Regions from separate parts of the Homo sapiens genome. Here region 1 is linked to region 2. Evidence: chromatin loops called from intact Hi-C (ENCODE). Cell type or tissue: OCI-LY7. All regions are shown on one strand. Region 1 overlaps KCNN3 (potassium calcium-activated channel subfamily N member 3). Region 2 has its middle 3.7 kb from the start of ZBTB7B.

Evidence for each region. A loop is a pair of places that touch in the nucleus more often than their neighbours do. Peaks named below come from ENCODE experiments on the same cell type or tissue, not always from the same donor. Only the 100,000 strongest peaks of a DNase experiment are listed, where the experiment ranks them.
Region 1: a loop joins it to region 2, with 4 times the contacts of the local background. A loop is called at or near these places in 3 of 110 quality-filtered maps.

The regions. Positions count from the first base shown.
Region 1 is chr1:154,862,574-154,865,073 of GRCh38, reverse strand. All of the region lies in intron 1 of KCNN3 (potassium calcium-activated channel subfamily N member 3), which reads left to right. Among named protein-coding and RNA genes, the nearest start is that of KCNN3, 6.5 kb to the left of the region's middle. RefSeq lists enhancers at 1-587, 1,115-1,204, 1,654-2,327, 2,328-2,500. In OCI-LY7, a CTCF peak has its summit at 1,280; DNase peaks (open chromatin) are centred at 303, 683, 1,283 and 2,058; H3K4me3 peaks cover 2,317 bases; H3K27ac peaks cover 2,500 bases.
Region 2 is chr1:154,997,887-155,000,386 of GRCh38, reverse strand. No RefSeq gene overlaps it. Among named protein-coding and RNA genes, the nearest start is that of ZBTB7B, 3.7 kb to the left of the region's middle. RefSeq lists silencers at 57-296, 777-856 and enhancers at 477-536, 54-1,006. In OCI-LY7, CTCF peaks have their summits at 865 (motif pointing right), 1,083 (motif pointing right) and 2,023 (motif pointing right); DNase peaks (open chromatin) are centred at 196, 476 and 1,106; H3K4me3 peaks cover 1,578 bases; H3K27ac peaks cover 1,728 bases.

The DNA of each region.
Region 1 (2,500 bases), 140 kb after region 2:
GACTTCACCACCCTGACCCTGCCATCATGTTGGTGGCTGAGCTGGTACCTCTGTGTGGCTGGCAAGGCACCCAGGGGCCTTGTTTCTCGGGATCTCAGGCGTTGGGCTGTGGGATCTTCTCAGGGGAGGCTGGAGAGTGCTGGTGTGGCAGCATGGCTCTTCTTTTCCACCAATCTGTACAACCTCAAGCCACTTCCCCATGCCCGGCCTTGAAACTGGTCTGCATCTCTCCTCCCAGGCAGAACCAGTCCTCTGCCCACTCCCCCACCATGCTCCTGTCTCGCCTGCCCCACTGATTTCCTGCCCCTCTGCTCCTCTCTGTGGCCCCTGCCTGGCCTCGTTGCTGGGGTAACCCAGGTGGCAGAGAGGAGTTGGTGTGAAGATGCTTATCCAGGCTGCCCTGTCTGCTCCCACAGTGTCTTCTTTTCCCACTTCTAGTTACTCTTTCTTCAGACAACCTCATGGGAGGCCGCTTCTCCGTATGCCCAGGGGAGCCTGGTCGTCTGGCCATTCACTCTTTAAACAGAATGGCCAAGGCCAACTTGTCTGTCTCTTTGCAGACCTCACAGAGGTCCCTGAGTCCATCCCCAGCCTCTAGACCAAATGATTGAGTAGTATCACTGGAACCAGTTCTGATCCTCTGCTCTCCCTGGTCACGGAAGCCTTGTCTGCAGAAGGGCAGAGCAGCAGTGCAGGCTTGGCTAGCCAAGTGGCTCTGCACCTTCTGTTTGGACCCAGGTGCTGCTTTGGGATAGGTTGTTGGCTGTCACAGTGTCCTGGTATTTTTGAGAAGATGCCTCTGGGTACTGGTGCCTGTGTTTCAGGCCATGGTGGAAAAGTAGGAGTAGGATAGACCCTTTCCAGCCCTTTCCATGGACCCTCCCTGTGGGGTGACCTGCAGGACCAGGATGCAGAAGGCAGGAGACTGGCTGAGAGCCTGCGAGCCCACTGCCGAGGGCCCTAGGCACACATTTTGTCTTCACAGGTCACACTGAGTGTGTCGGCCCACAGGAGGGCAAGCGTGAAAATGGCCTTTTGACAGCGTGAAAATGGCCTTCTCCGCCACCCGCCCCAGGGTGGTGGTGACTTTATTTATAATCTTTGTGGACAGTCTGTAAATGAGTCAAACATCTGTAACCCACAGGGGGACAGCTAACTTTTTATATATGCTTCTCCTTTGCGTGTCATCACACTATTTATAACTGTCCTGGGGAAAGACTTCATCACACATCCGGACTTCCCTTCCCCACAGGCGGCATTACCCAGGTGCTCCGCCAGGGGCATCCTGGCTGGGGCACTTATCTCCTGCACAGCCTAAGTAGAAAGGCGGCTGATGCCTCGTATTTCTCTTATTGTGCTTTTAGGAAGAGGGATTTGTAAGGCCATGGTCAAAAGATCTGCTTTAAAAAAATATAAGGTAAAGAAAGTCAAAATGAAAAGAAATTTGAGTAACCTCTGTAGAGAATCTGGGGCCTGGATGGAAATGTAAGATCAGAATAGAGCGCTTCAGCTCTGTTGCAGTTATTTGTGAAGCACATTTGGGGGAGAAAATGAGTGTGTGCGGGGGTTGTGAGGGGCGGCTGTATATTGATGAAATACCACTTTACTCAGCTCAGTGACAGGCAGGCCAGCACATTCATTTGTAGTTCTTTTTCTTCTCTTTCTTTCAAAACCCCAAAAGGAGAGCAAGAAAGCAAGGCACCTATTCCTCTTTAAATAATGAGGGTGGGGAATTCTGAGACTGTGCTTTTCCCAGGAGCTGTAGGGAGGAAAATTCTAGTGCCTTTTCTTCGGGTGAGGAAAGTCCGGAGGAGGCGAATGGGTTTTTAAGTGCCCCCTCCCCCGACCCTGTCATTCCACCCCCAGGAGCTCAGCTGGGATCTGAGGGAAAGGAGGGGAGGAGCAGCTGGGGGCAGGGACCACGCTACTTTCTGGTCACCCAGCACTTCGCTGGGCTGGCCGGGATGTTGCTGAGTGACAGGAGAGGGGAAGGCAAGGACCATTTGCTGAGTGCTGGGCTGGCTTTACATTACACCCGGGAGTACAAGGAGCAGGTCGTGCTCACCGCCCCCTGTGTAGATGAAGTCACCGGGCCACACTGACACTGCCAGCGGTGGTGGCACTGAGATAAGAACCCAAGCCCGTTTAGCTCCCAAGTTCATGCCCTTTCCCTTGCCTGCTGCTGCCCATATCCTTAAAAGAGAAAAATTGAGTTTATGGCACTGAGACCCGTGATGCAAAATGTTGGAACAGGAGGAACTTTACCACGAGCTGGGCAGGAAGGGCTTGATGGAGGGCGGGAGATGCTGGCGCAGGTCCTGGAGAAGACAGTGCTGGAGGGGTGGCCAGGGCAAGTGTGGGCACCCCAGGTTGGCCTGGGATCAGGGTGAGATTGTGGACTGGCCCAAGGTCAGTTCTTGATGCCTCCTCTCTGGGGTCTGGTGCTGCTGCCCTCAGGGTGATACCGGGCAGGTTGTGAGGAGGGTAGGTGTGGAGAATA
Region 2 (2,500 bases):
CCCACCCTCCCTTGTCTCTCTTTTTCTCCTGGTGCAAATAGCTCCCCTCCTTACTCAGAAATCGGAGCGGGGAACCCCTACTTGAAATTCCCTCTTACCCCAACCCCTAACCACGCCAAACGACTGAAACAGCGGCGGCAGAGAAACGCTGACTGGGGACCCCGCCCCCTCCCATGAAACCCCTGCTGGGCCCCAGGGGCCGGCCGCCCCCGCCCCGCCACTAGGCCCAGACTGGAACTGGGAGCTGGAGGGCAAGTGAGGGGCCTGCAGGGGCCGCCTGGGGATAGGAGAGCGTCCCAGATCCGCATGTTAAGACTTAAATTTTTAGGTGACCAGCTAGACCTTAAATTTGGGGAGAGTAGCACGAGTTGGACAAATACCCAGAGAAGGAAGTGTTTACCCTAAGAGAGGAATGAAAGCCCCGAGTGGGAGGACTGAATACCTGGGGCTGGGGACAGCGACTCGGAATGACGGCCAGGTGCGCGGACTGGCCGGGCCACGTGCGCCGAAGGGTAGAAGCATAGAAGTTAGATGCTTGCAGAACCTGGGGGAATGAGGCCTTCAGGTGTTAAGAAAGGCGAGGCTTTGCCTGGGCGGGGTCCTGCGTGAGTGGGTCTGGGGGCCTGTTTCGGAATGTGGGGGGCTGAGCTGCAAGCGGAGCGTCAGCATGCGCCAGGCGCCCACCTCTTCTCCGCTGCTCCCCCCCATCCTCCGCTGCCTCCGCTTCCCTCGAAAAACCCGCCGCCCAGGAAACCGCTGGGGGCGCTCAGACCGCAGACCCCCCACGCCCCCCGCCCCCCAGCGCTCCCACCGCGACCGCCCAACCCACCTGAAGGGGCCGTGGCCGCCAGGGGTACCCCCCTCCCGCCGACTCCCCCCAACACCTGCGGGTGGCACTATTTATAACTCCGCGCCTATTCCGGGCCTCTGGGTTGGAGCCGGCTGCCGCGCAGCGCTAATCGCCGCCGGGATCTCTGCGCCCCCCAAGGCCGGGGGAGGCAAATTTAGCTTCAGGAAGCTCAGGGGAACAGTTTCCAAAACTCCACGTCCCAGAGAAGGCAAGACAACCCCTCTGCACTCAGCCTCCTTCCGATCAGCCACCAGGAGGCGCAGGTCCCCGGCTTCTCGAACCCAGCCAGCTAGGAGGTTACGGTCGCTTCTTTGAAGCTGGGGTAGGCGAAGGCCTGAGGGCGAATGATGGAAAGGAACTGAGGCCGAAGAATGGCTGGAGGAACGGGTACGCTCCAAGGCTGGCGAACACTCTAGAGTCTGAGAGTAACTGAGAAAGTTGGGTGGAGGGAAATAACTCACATGCAAGACAGATGTAAATATGATGCAAATAAGAGCCTATGCCCATGCCGGGCGCGGTGGCTCTCGCCTGTAATCTCAACACTTTGGGAGGCAGAGGCGGGTGGAACACCTGAGGTCAGGAGTTCGAGACCAGCCTAACCAACATGGTGAAACCCTGTCTCTAGTAAAAATACAAAAATTAGCCAGTCGTGGTGGCACACGCCTGTAGTCCCAGCTACTCAGGAGGCTGAAGCAGAATTGCCTGAACCTGGGAGGCGGAGGTTGCGGTGAGCCGAGATCGCGCCATTGCACTCCAGCCTGGGCAACAAGAGCCAAACCCCGTCTTTAAAAAAAAAAAAAAAAAAAAAAGCCTATGCCCTTGGGGATGGGTCTGCGCTCTGGCGCTGCCAGTGAAATGATTGCCACACACCCCTTTTTGCCGGCCTCTTGGTGTTGGGAAAACGTGGGACATCCCCACCCACCCACCCCTCCCCGCCGCCAGATTATTGCTATGATATCCAGTTTATTGCCTGCCGCTCCTCAGACCCTTGGGCCGTGACCCCTCTCCTCCAACTGTTCCTTGCATGCCAACGAGGGTCCTGTATCCGATGTAATCCGCCGGGAATCCTGGATATCAGGCTTCTCCTCTCGCTGTTGTACTTGAGGGTCACATCCAGCTGGTCCCTCCTGTCTCCATTCCTACTCCACCCATTCCCCCACCCCCTGTGACCATTAGAGGGCACCAGGGCACCGAGGGGTAGGTGAGGTTTTAATGGCAAAGGCCGCAATTACTTTTGCACCAACCTAATATCTTGGTACCCTGTCTCCTTCACCTCCCTCCCACCTTACTCCACTTGAGTTCCTGAGGGAGTAATTTGGACACTCAAAACCTGAGTTGCCCTAGTCGGGGAGAGATACTTGTGGGGGAACAGCCACAGAGTGGGGAGCCATGGGCCAGGAAAGATCTCTTGGCTGTGTGGATTAGGTGAAAGGGCTGCACCTGAAACCTCCAAATGGGCTGAGAACAGGGAGCTTAGGGCTGAGGTGGGAAGTGGCATGGAGCGGGTGCATGGAGGTGGTACCCTCCATGCTTTTGTTTGCATGGCCCTGCCTCCAGGCCACTTTGGCCACCATCTCCATGCAAACACCAGCTCAGAAGAGGAAGGCAGGCTCATTAGGAGAAGCCGTGAGTTGGGGATCTGAAAATCTG